Linked DNA regions of Homo sapiens: region 2 is linked to region 1. A link is a loop called in an ENCODE intact Hi-C map of the cell type or tissue named here. Cell type or tissue: Caco-2. All regions are shown on one strand. Links, peaks and the distances in the headings refer to the core of each region. The heading gives the core; the rest is flanking DNA.

Evidence for each region. Peaks named below come from ENCODE experiments on the same cell type or tissue, not always from the same donor. Only the 100,000 strongest peaks of a DNase experiment are listed, where the experiment ranks them.
Region 2: it touches region 1 in a loop (4-fold over the local background); 1 of 110 quality-filtered maps calls a loop at or near these places.

The regions. Positions count from the first base shown.
Region 1 is chr2:236,690,633-236,695,975 of GRCh38, forward strand. No RefSeq gene overlaps it. Among named protein-coding and RNA genes, the nearest start is that of ACKR3, 120 kb to the left of the region's middle. RefSeq lists enhancers at 901-1,401, 1,402-1,902. In Caco-2, for the core only: no CTCF peak of the experiment used is centred there; DNase peaks (open chromatin) are centred at 1,389 and 3,129.
Region 2 is chr2:236,953,950-236,959,292 of GRCh38, forward strand. COPS8-DT (COPS8 divergent transcript) reads right to left here. Exons shown (of 3, transcript NR_187934.1): 2 at 1-34. Among named protein-coding and RNA genes, the nearest start is that of COPS8-DT, 130 kb to the right of the region's middle. In Caco-2, for the core only: no CTCF peak of the experiment used is centred there; DNase peaks (open chromatin) are centred at 1,862, 2,272 and 2,562.

The sequences.
Region 1 (5,343 bases), core at 225-5,224:
GGACGATCTGCACGGAGATGTAGCCACGACATAACCACAGAAGACACTTCATCTCCTCTACTGCGTCCTCAACCAGTGGGCTAGGTTTTTCTCTTGGCCCGGGCCTTCCTCCTGACTTCTCTGCTCTCATTGAAATGATTTAACATCCTACGTTCACTTTGAATTCATGGTCTCCATTCTGTAAAGGAAAAACAAAAACAAAACTGTCCACCTAAAAGTCACAACTCTAAATTGACCTTCACCTCCAGTCTCTTCCTGTCCCCTGCTGGCCCTGGCATGGCTGCCTCTGGGCTGGCTCTCCTCTCCTAGGTGGGGTGGAGGTTCTTGCTTGATGGTTCAGTTGTAGATGGTTTGTGCTCTTTGGTCCCGGCAGATGTCTCAGCTGAAGTTCTCCCCTAAGGCTGATTTTTTATGTCCTCAGGGGCTCCCTGTGGTGTGAGAGAGGTTTGCATCTAATCCTGGGAACCTGTGTATGGGAGGTTACATGGCAGAGGGAACCAAGCAGGCAGTGGAACTAAGGGTGTCAATCAGCTGACTTTTTTTTTTTTTTTTTTTTTTTTTTGAGAGGGAGTCTTTCTCTGTTGCCCAGGCTGGAGTGCAGTGGCGCAATCTCGGCTCATTGTGATCTCCACCTCTCGGGTTCAAACGATTCCCCTGCCTCAGCCTCTCGAGTAGCTGGGACTACAAGCGCCCGCCACCACGCCCGGCTAATTTTTTAAATTTTAGTAGAGAGGGGTTTCACCGTGTTGGCCAGGATGGTCTCGATCTCCTGACCTCATGACCCATCCGCCTCAGCCTCCCAAAGTGCTGAGACAGCTGACTTTTTAATAGGAAGACTACCCCAGACTATCTGGGTGGGCCTGATGTAATCCCCAGTGTTCTTATAATGGAACAGCGACCAAGGAGAGGCAGGTGAGAAGGTCTTGGCCACTGTAGCCGGCTTTGAAGATGGAGGAAGGCGCCACGGACCAGGGAACACAAGTGGCTTCTGGAAGCTGGACAAGGCAAAGAAATAGATTCTCCCCCAGAGCCTCCAGAGGGAACCAGCCCAGCCAGCACATTTGCTTTATCCCATTGAGGCCCATTCCAGGCTTCTGAACCCCAGAACCACCGGGTAATACATGAGCATTGTTTTAAGCCACTTTGTCTGAGGTCATTGTTGCAGGAGTGACAGGAAATGAATACAGTCTCCCTTATCTTTCTCCCCTGTGGCTCCTTGGCTGTGGGCACTGCCTCCCCTTGGCCATCTCCTGATCCTGCTCAGCTCCTGCCAGAGGGTTCACCCCCATGGGGCAGGCTGCTTGAAAGGCCCCCAGGGGGATCCATTTCTACCACAGATTCCACGTCTGGGCCCTGGGGTTCTGCACTTCTGACTCAACCCCAGAGCAGAACATGCCCCGACCTGTGTGTGGCCTCCTTCTCACTGCCACAGGCTCGTCATGTTTTCTCCCACCCGGGGCAAGCATGGGCCCTCGGGCCCTTGACCCTGGGATGCAGCTGTTTCGTGTCTACCACTGGAGAGCCTGAGCAGGTCCTGTCCTGGCTGTGGTGTCCTCCTGTGTACCAGGTCAGGCTCAGGGAGAGAATTTCAGAGATGGCTTTCAGCTGCAGACTGTTCCTAGAATGTATGACCTGTGCTGTAACAAGCAAAGCTGGTAAAAAAAAAAAAAAAAAAAAAGGAAGATGACCTGGTATAGTGGAGCTCTGGGTATCACTGGCAGCAAAATACCCTCAGTCTCTCAGAAATGGCACCAAATAAAGAGGAGGTGCTTGCCAGGGCCACAGTGAGGGCTTGCGGACAGCCTGGCCACACATTCACTTCCCAGAGGTGAGGCCAATTGGAATTTAGAAGATGCTTATGAAAGGGTTAATTATGCAGGGTTTTTTTTTTTTTAAACTAATATTGATGGAAGGCTGTTCCAACTGAACGTATATTAGGAAGATGATACCTAGATAAACACCAAGTCTGGCTGGGCTCAGTGGCTCACGCCTGTAATCCCGGCACTTTGGGAGGCCGAGGCGGGCGGATCACTTGAGGTCAGGAGTTGGAGACCAGCCTGGCCAACATAGTGAAACCCCGTCTCTACTAAAAAAAATTACAAAGAATTAGCTGGGCGAGGTGGCAGGTGCCTGTAATTCCAGCTACTCAGGAGACTGAGGCAGGAGAGTTGCTTGAACCTGGGAGGCTGAGGTTGCAGTGAGCCAAGATCGTGCCGTTGCACTTTAGCCTGGGCAACAAAGCAAGACTCCATTAAAAAAAAAAAAAAAAGACAAAGCCTAAAGCCATGAACTTACAAGTGCTAGGCTGGGACACTGCAGTCGGGCCGATGGTCAACATGAGCCTCAGGCCCTTGTCTGTGACATTTCTGCTGTATTTCATGTCACTAGGCCAGGGCAGCCCAACGCATCCATGTCCGTGGTGAACTTGCAACTGATATTGGCCCCATCATGCCTGTGCATGGTACACCGTCTCCCCAGATCCTGCCACTCACTTTCCCTGGGACCCTGTGTCCTGGGCTCCTCAGGGAAGTCACCTGCATCTCCCCTGTGCATCCTGTCCTTAGAGAGAAGGACGGCAGAGCTGTGTGGGCGAGGGAGCCCTGACTTTCTGGAAAGTGAAGTTTGCACACACCTCAGGCCTGCCCCTCATGTGTAAATATTATAGTCTAACTCTTAGGGAATTATTTGTTTGTCTTTTATAGTTCACGTTTTAAGGGAGTGTTCTGCCTCCTTTATTGGCTGTATGGCTGGAAACAACAGACCTTACATTTTCCTTGAAATTTTGAATCCACTCATCTGTAAATGGTTATAAGATCTACCTACAGGATGCGGGGAATCTCAATTCTACATTTTTAGCTTTAGATTGCATAAAATAAACTTGCGGATTTCAGTTAACCACACTGCATGTTTGCCTCATTGACATTGCTTTCTCCAGCGTCTCTCAGAAGAAAAGGGGTTTCAGGGCTGAAGCGTTGCCCAATGGGACTCAATTAGCAGGGGAAAGCCTTGTCAGTTTTGAAGGGCGGTGGGTGTTGGGGAATGCCTTGCGTCTACAGTCTGCATTCCACCTGGGCAGAGGGAGATTTACAGGACCTGTCAGTCATGACAGTGATTGGAAAGGAGGAATGCTTTCTCTTATCTTGGATTTGAGCTGAGACACAGGAATCCCACCACCCTGACTGCATTCATGGAAAAGAGGTACAGCTCCTGCCCTCCTGGTCTCTGTCCCCTCCCACTGCCCAGGCATCCCACCCACTCTGTGGATTCCTTTGTGCATTTAGAGTCCTGAAATCCCATCGGGAAGAGACCTCAACAAAGAGTCCCATAGCCTCTGTTTACAGCAGAGGAAAGTGTGGCCCGGGAAGGAAAGGTGACCAGCAGGCAGGACACCCTCACTGAGTCAGCTTCTCATCTGCGACATATCACTTTCTTATATCCTGTGGGATTCTTTGCATTTTATAGACAAGCAAACAAAAAGTCAGGGAGTTGGAGCTGCCTGCCCAAAGTTGAAGGGTAGCTAGCTACTTGTAGGCCCCTCAAATTCATTCATTCATTCATCACACCGTCACTGAGCTCCTGCTTGGGGGCAGTTGGCATGGAGAACAAAGAAGCCTGGAAATCCGTTCTTGAGGAGACAGACAGACGACAGCTCTCCTTGTCTGCAGCCCTCAGTGTGGAGGTTTTCTGGAGTCATGACCCACGTCTGCTTGTTCTCTCTTCCTCGACAGTCTCCCCTGTGGGGAATGGTTATCCTCTCTGATGAGTCAGCTCTCAGCGCAAGACAGAATGACCTCCAAGCCCCCATCTCCCTGTATAGGTATAGCTGCTGTGCAGAGCTCCTTGGCTGCCCAGTAGGGAGTTCCTGCCTAGGATGTGGAAACAGAATGTGTTAGCTTCCCTTCAGATGCGGGGGCACCTGGCCCGGTGCTGAGCATTCAGCAGGCTCCCCTCCCATAACTGTCCCTGGCTTTACTAAGGACAAAGCTGCCACCAACTCACCTGCCTCACTCACCTGGGTCAGGAGCCGCCCTCTGTCTCCCTCATTCCCTGAAGTTAATCTCATTGATTCCAGTTCATAAATGTCCCCAGCCCCTGAAGTGTGTGGTCTCCACACCTAAGGCCACTGCCCAGCCCTTTCCCAGGGGCTACTGCAGCTTCCTGGGTGGGGGCTGGGCCCCTCAGCCCTCTGTGGGGACATTGACCCAGCCGATCTCCACTATGAGGAGCCTGCCAGGCCAAAGGGGATCTTCCTCCCTTTTCTCATCCTGACTTTGTAGAAAAGAGAGCTTTACTCTGAGATTTGCTCCTAGGTCAAGGTCAATGGACTTGGCTTCTGAGATGGCTGCAGCAGCCTTGCCTGAATCAGCCGTGGGCCAACATGACCTACTCTGGCCGGTGGCACAAGAGAGTTTTGACTGGAGTGACCGGTGTGACTCGGACGTTGCAGGAGGGGCCTCTGTCCCTCACACACAGGGATGTCCCCTCTGGGTGCCTGCAATTCCACCATTGGGATGCTTCTAGCTGGGGAGGGGATCTGCAGCACTGCAGACATTGGATAAAAATCTCCAGAAGGTTGCAAAATGGCAGGCGGGAAAGAGGTCAGAAGAGGGAACAGAGCTGGCAGGAAGGCAGGGCTGAGGGAAGAGGTGGATGCAGCCCCCTCACATGGACCAACCCATCAGTAGGGGCTCCGAGGGTGGCAGTGGCATTGGGTGGGCCTGTGACACAAGAAGTGCTGACTTGGGTGGTGTTCAGTGCCCTTGTGTCTGCCTGCAGGCTGGTGGCTCCCCTCCCCATATTTGCCCTGGATGCTTGATGTCCCCGAAGTCTGAGGACATCGTCATCTGAGCCAGTGGCTCAGGCTCCCCCAGGGATTAGCCCAGCATGGATGTTCCTGGCTAATAGTGCCTTACCTCTGAGCCATCCACAGGGGTCTTTTCTGGCGAGATTCTTAGGAGTTGAAAAACGGCAGATTTCTAAAAGGGCAAAGGAATGTAGGCTTTGGTAATCCTAACATGAGATTCTCAATTGAGGCAAGGAAAGAGGAAAGGGGAGTTCCTAAAAATGAAAATAGTCCCAAAGGAGAAGTGCTGATGGAAGGGACTCAAGAAATCCAGTTCCACTGCCCAGGGGTCCTGCAAGTGCCCAGGTTGCAGATGATCCAGAACTGCAGAGGTCCATGGAAAGACCTGGGGAGGTGGGATTAGGTGGAAGGAGAAAACTTGTTTTGTTCTGTCTCCTCCAATGAGAAGAATCTCATCCTCCTGCTCCTCTCTGCTCTTCTGCAGCACTCGATGTAAGCTTTCCTTTTTAAGTCTCTCTCCACCCTGACTTCTGTGCACT
Region 2 (5,343 bases), core at 151-5,150, 260 kb after region 1:
CAAGTGACTCAAACTGGCTTATTTATCATGGCACCTAAAAAAAAGAAAACAGAGATGGGTGTGACATTTAGGCAATATTTGATCTTAACTCTGTCTCTATTTCTTTGCCATTTTCTCAGCCCTGCCCATCTCTCTGTACTTGCCACCTCCGACATCCACGATTGGAAGATGGCAGCAGTCACCAAGTCTACACGTGTCCTCATTCACCTCCATAAGATTTGAGTCAATTGGAACACTCCTGAACCAACCCCATATCCCAGAGAAAGGCAGGCTCTGATTAGCCAAGGCCTAATTGACCTGCCCTATCCACTGTACTGGGAATAGGCTTGTCCAGTCAAGGAATTGGGGATGGAGTTGCTCTTCCCAAAACTCCACAGCTGCTGAATTGACACAAGGAGGTTGGGATGGCAGGTCCTGGGAGGCCACCCTGCAGTTCATTTCACCTCTTAAGTATGCAAAGGAAAAAGGAGACATGGTTGTTTGATTTCAGGCTTTTTACAGCATGAATTTGGAGTTTGTCACCTTAAGAAAAGGAAGATCACAAAAGGACCTTTTTTTTCTCCGAGAACCTTCTAAGGGTCCTTTTAAGATATACACACTGGACATCTACTTTGTGCTGGGCACTGTATGAAATCCTGGAGGAGAAACATGAAAAGGGTAGACTTGACCTTGAGGGGCTCTGGAGCTTTCTCCTCTCCTTGGTCCTACCCCAACCCCTCAGGGTCCATGTGAGATGAGAACATCTTAGAGGTGGAAGCAGCAGGTACAGGAGCTTAGCTGCAGGGCTGGGGTGCAGAAGGACTGTCTTGGAGTGCCCCCAGCTTGGGTGGTGGGGGACATCTTTCCCTCCTTCTTCTGAGGCTGTGCCTAGAACCTGGATGGAGTAAGCAAGCTCCTGCCACCATGTTCGGAATTGGCAGTCTTACCTGGTCCCAGAGGACAGGGAGACCTGGGGAGTTTCCCTGTTCCAGTGGGGAGTTAGGCATGAGCAGGGCGGGAGACGGCTGCCCTCCACACACACACCAGGAATGTCAGGCAACCTTCAGGTGATGGACAGGCAGTTGTTATGCTGTCTCTCTAAAATAATAATTTATCACAGCCAATGCCAGAGAAAGACAGTCTCCTAACAGATGAAAACACCGGAAACTGGTGATCAGCAGCTTCTTGATAATATCTCAAGAGTTGGGCGAGTGGGCTCAACCATGCGCCTTAAGAGGCAAAATGGTGGAGTTAACTGGTCTATGACCTTCCGGGGACATTTGACTGGTAAGGGAAGAGCGTCTCAAGTGAGCATGCGCACAACTCCAGTGAACACACTGTGCATGCTCCCTCCCAAGTGCTGGCAGGCCACTGTGCATGCAGACAGCCCACCCCAAGGGAAGAATCAGGGGAGAAGGGATGCAAGACCCCAGAAGCATGCCAACGTATAAAACCCCGTCAAAGATCAACAGTGCACTTGATCTCTCAAGTCACCTGCTTGGCCCTCTTCCAAGAGTACTTTCCTCCCTTTCCTTCCTGCTCTAAAGCTTTCTAATAAACTTTCACTCCTGCTCTAAAACTTGCCTCAGTCTCTCCTTCTGCCTTATGCCCCTTTAGTCAAATTCTTTATTCTGAGGAGGCAAGAATTGATGTTGCTCCAGACCATGTGGATTCACCACCAGTAACACCCTGGGTCATCCTTTCTCACTGTAGTCCTCTCAGAACGACCATCTGGCTCCCCGTTCCCTCTGCTCTGCAAAAGGCAGATTTGAGCTTCAAGGACTGGGAAAAGGAGGAAGCCGTTTGCTTTGGGAAGGACTGTCCCCTGCAGCCTGCCTCTGATTGTCTTCCCTCCAAGTGACCTCTCCTTTGAAAAGCACAGGCCTTTTCCAAGGTCTGGGAAAAATAGTCAAGAAAAGCTCAGGAATGCCTTCTCTTAGGAGTCGACCTTTCCGCCTTTCATGTGGTTAAAGAATTCCCCTTTGAGGGTCCCCTTGTGTAAACCCTTTAATTGCGTAGCTAATACAAACCAGAGCAGAAATGATTCATCCAAGAATTCTTGTTTGGATTCATTACCATTTTCAAAGTGTCCCTCTTTTATCTTGTCTCGGATCAGCTGAATGATGCCCGTGTTTAAAAAGGGCTTAGCAGAAGAGATAACACATTATCACTTCTTCTCAGCCTAGTGTGGTGGAAGGAGGTTTACTCTAAAGATAATTAAATCTTAACTCCCAATGGGTGAGGAAACCCAGACTTCCGTGAAACAGCTTCTACCCTGCTTGAGGGCCCCACACAGCTGGGATGCCCCAGAGGTCAGAAAGAGGGGTCTTCCCACAGCATCACCCCACTAAGTGGTGAGTCAAAAAGGGGCAAGTGATAGGGTTTCTTGTTTCAAAATGGAACCGGATCCCAGTATAGATAACGTGCTAAGAGGTTAGGAATCTTCCTACTAGAACTGTGGATTAGCTTGGCTTGACGACAGTAGAAGCAAGATATTATCTGTGTCTGACAAGACTACAGAGAGGTAATCAATAGTCCACACTGGGTGTGGCAGGCACAGAGATGTGTGGGGAGCTCAGATTCCCCTTCACGCTGTGAGGAGTGTGGTTAGCCAACAGCCTCCAAATGAAGATGACAGCTCATAAATCACCCTCAGCTTTGAAGCTAAGATCATATTATTCTTGGGGTGGCTTCAGTTGGTGACTGAGCAAGACTTCCTGGCCACCTCCACCTGACACGGGAGTCTTTGAACAAGGAAGCTTCACTCCAAGCTTACTGTTGGGGAGGTGGAGGCTCTGTCAGGTCCACCACTGTGTGATGGCCCCTCCCATTCCATCCTTCCTCCTCCCTTTTCCTTTCACAGCCATTATCTCCAGCAAACCAATCTCTCCTAACTCAATTTCAGCATTTCACATGCCCAGATCCCCATTCACAGAGCTCCCATGCATCCATCCACCAGTCCCTGAGGGGCTGCATCTTGGCCCTGCTGGAGCTACTATGTAAAAAACAGAGATCCACTTGGGGTGGGGGCTGGATCTTGGAGGGCAGTTTAAGGAATGGCAAGAATGATGCAGAGTGCTGGGAGAAGAAGAATCTTCCTGGAATCGGTCCCTACCAAGATGTCCCTTCCACTATATCAATTCCTAGAGACCGTTAGCCAAGGAATAGGGTCACTATTTTATGGAACAGAATGCCGTCCCAGGGACACTCCCTTAAGGGAGGCTGCATCTGAAAATGTCTTGTCAGTTTCAGAGTGTACGGTGTCTATGACAAGCCACGCTGAGCATGCTTCTCAGGACGGAGACATATCCAGAACTTTCACAGCCCAGAAATCCCAGACTAAGCCAAAGATTCCACACTGGATCTTCATCAGACAAAGCCTTGAAGAACAAGGAAGATGCTTCTCATCACCCAGTTTTGTCTGCTTCAGCTCCAGACATAACCAGGATGCACTTCCCCAAGGCTCAGGAATGGGACAGTATCCAGCTACCCCCAGCCCTGCATGTGCAGGGTCAGCAGTCCCTCTGTCTAGAGGAGCCAGGAGTCACGTTAGTCCTGGCTAACGGCAAACTCAACAGTATTTCCATCTTTTGTCTTTGTGTAAGAGCTAGAGATACCTGCTTGCTCCTGTAGCTTATCCTATGAAAATTCTAAGCCTGTCATTTTCTCTAAAAAGTATCCTAGTAGCTTCTTTATCTGTTAATGCAAAACATAAGACACCTCTAAATGATGTTTTGAGGACTTAGTAATGTAAAACATTTGTTACAGGGATTTTATTTAATTTTTTTGGTAGCTTAGTTCATTTATTTTCCATTTGTTAGTAATTTCTAATACATGAATTTAAGGCCATGTTTTTCTCTGAATCTCCATCTAACGGACTTGGATGTATACGTCTCTCATCATCCTTCATTTCTAAGGCATTTGTAATGTCAATTTAACTTCATCTTTAATTCAAGTTATTTAAAAGTGTGTTTGTGGTTTTGTTTTCAAGAGAGTTTTAAAACTGACATGCAATACAAGAATACTTTGAAACCAGGTTTTTCTAGGCTTAACCCTACCTCTGAATCTAACCCTAACACAAAGCTTGACCCTAACTCACATTTCTTGAGCTTGATTCCAGAGAAAAGAAGACCTAACTGCTCTTCTATCCACTGACATTTTTGCAAAGCGTTATGGATTGTTTGTAATCTGGCATGTCACCCTACGAAAATATGCTTCAAAACCAAAAACATAATGGTTTTGTTTTATTTTTATAGTGGGTGGGTTGCAAAAGGCCAGAAGGAAATTCTGTTTTCTAGACTGCTTATTTTACTTGGAAAGGGAAAATGCCTCTCTAATGGCTGTCCTTGAAGGCAGTCAAAGCCAAGAAAAAGCATTGCCAAGTTTAAGAGTAAATATTCCAAAAAGTAATATTAGCAAATTATTTTCAGGAACAAAGCCCACTACCACCATAATTATTTATTAAGGTTTGGGGGCCTTGGTCATTGTAACATTGTAACTATAGAGGAAACCAAATAAAATGAATGCATACGGTAAAAGGAGAAAAATACTCTTCACAGATAACAATAATTGAAAATATACAATTATTTCAAAGCAGCTTAAGTGACTTTAAAAGACAAATATGGAAAAACCAATAGCACCTGAGTATTGATCTTATTCACAATAGTATCAAAAATATTATAAACATAGAAGTGATTTTGAGAAAATGTGCAGAATGTAAATAAAACCTCCAAGGTCTATAGGAAGTCATAAAAGACATCCATTTGAGAAAGGAAAACTATTTCTAGATGTACAGATGAATAGTCCAAATAGACTTTTTATGAATTTGGCAAAAATAATTTTGAAATTCACCTGAAAGAACAATTGACATAGACTTCCAAAAAGATTGCTTGAAAAGTAAGAGTTAAGAGGGAAGAAGTTTGCAGTCCCAGCAAATATTAAAATATATTTTAAGAAGAACATTCATTAAAACCTTAGAATATTGGCTTAAAATATGACAGAGAGAGACTAAAGGAATGCAATGAAGAAACCTTGAGCTAAAGACAATCATATACAGAAATACAGACAGTCACATGTGGAACTTGACATTTTCTAGTAGCTGCATTTAACAACAGTAAAAATAAATAATTTTAATAATATATTTGATTTAACCTAATATATCAAAATGACATCATTTTAACATGTGATCAATTGAAAAAATTATTTATTTTATTTTTTGAGACAAGGTCTTACTCTGTCACCCATGCTGGAGTGCAGTGGCGCGATCACGGCTCACTGCAGCCTTGACTTCTTGAGCTCAAGTGATCCTCCCACTTCAGCCTCCCGAGTATAGGTCCACAGGCACACACCATCACACCCAGGTAA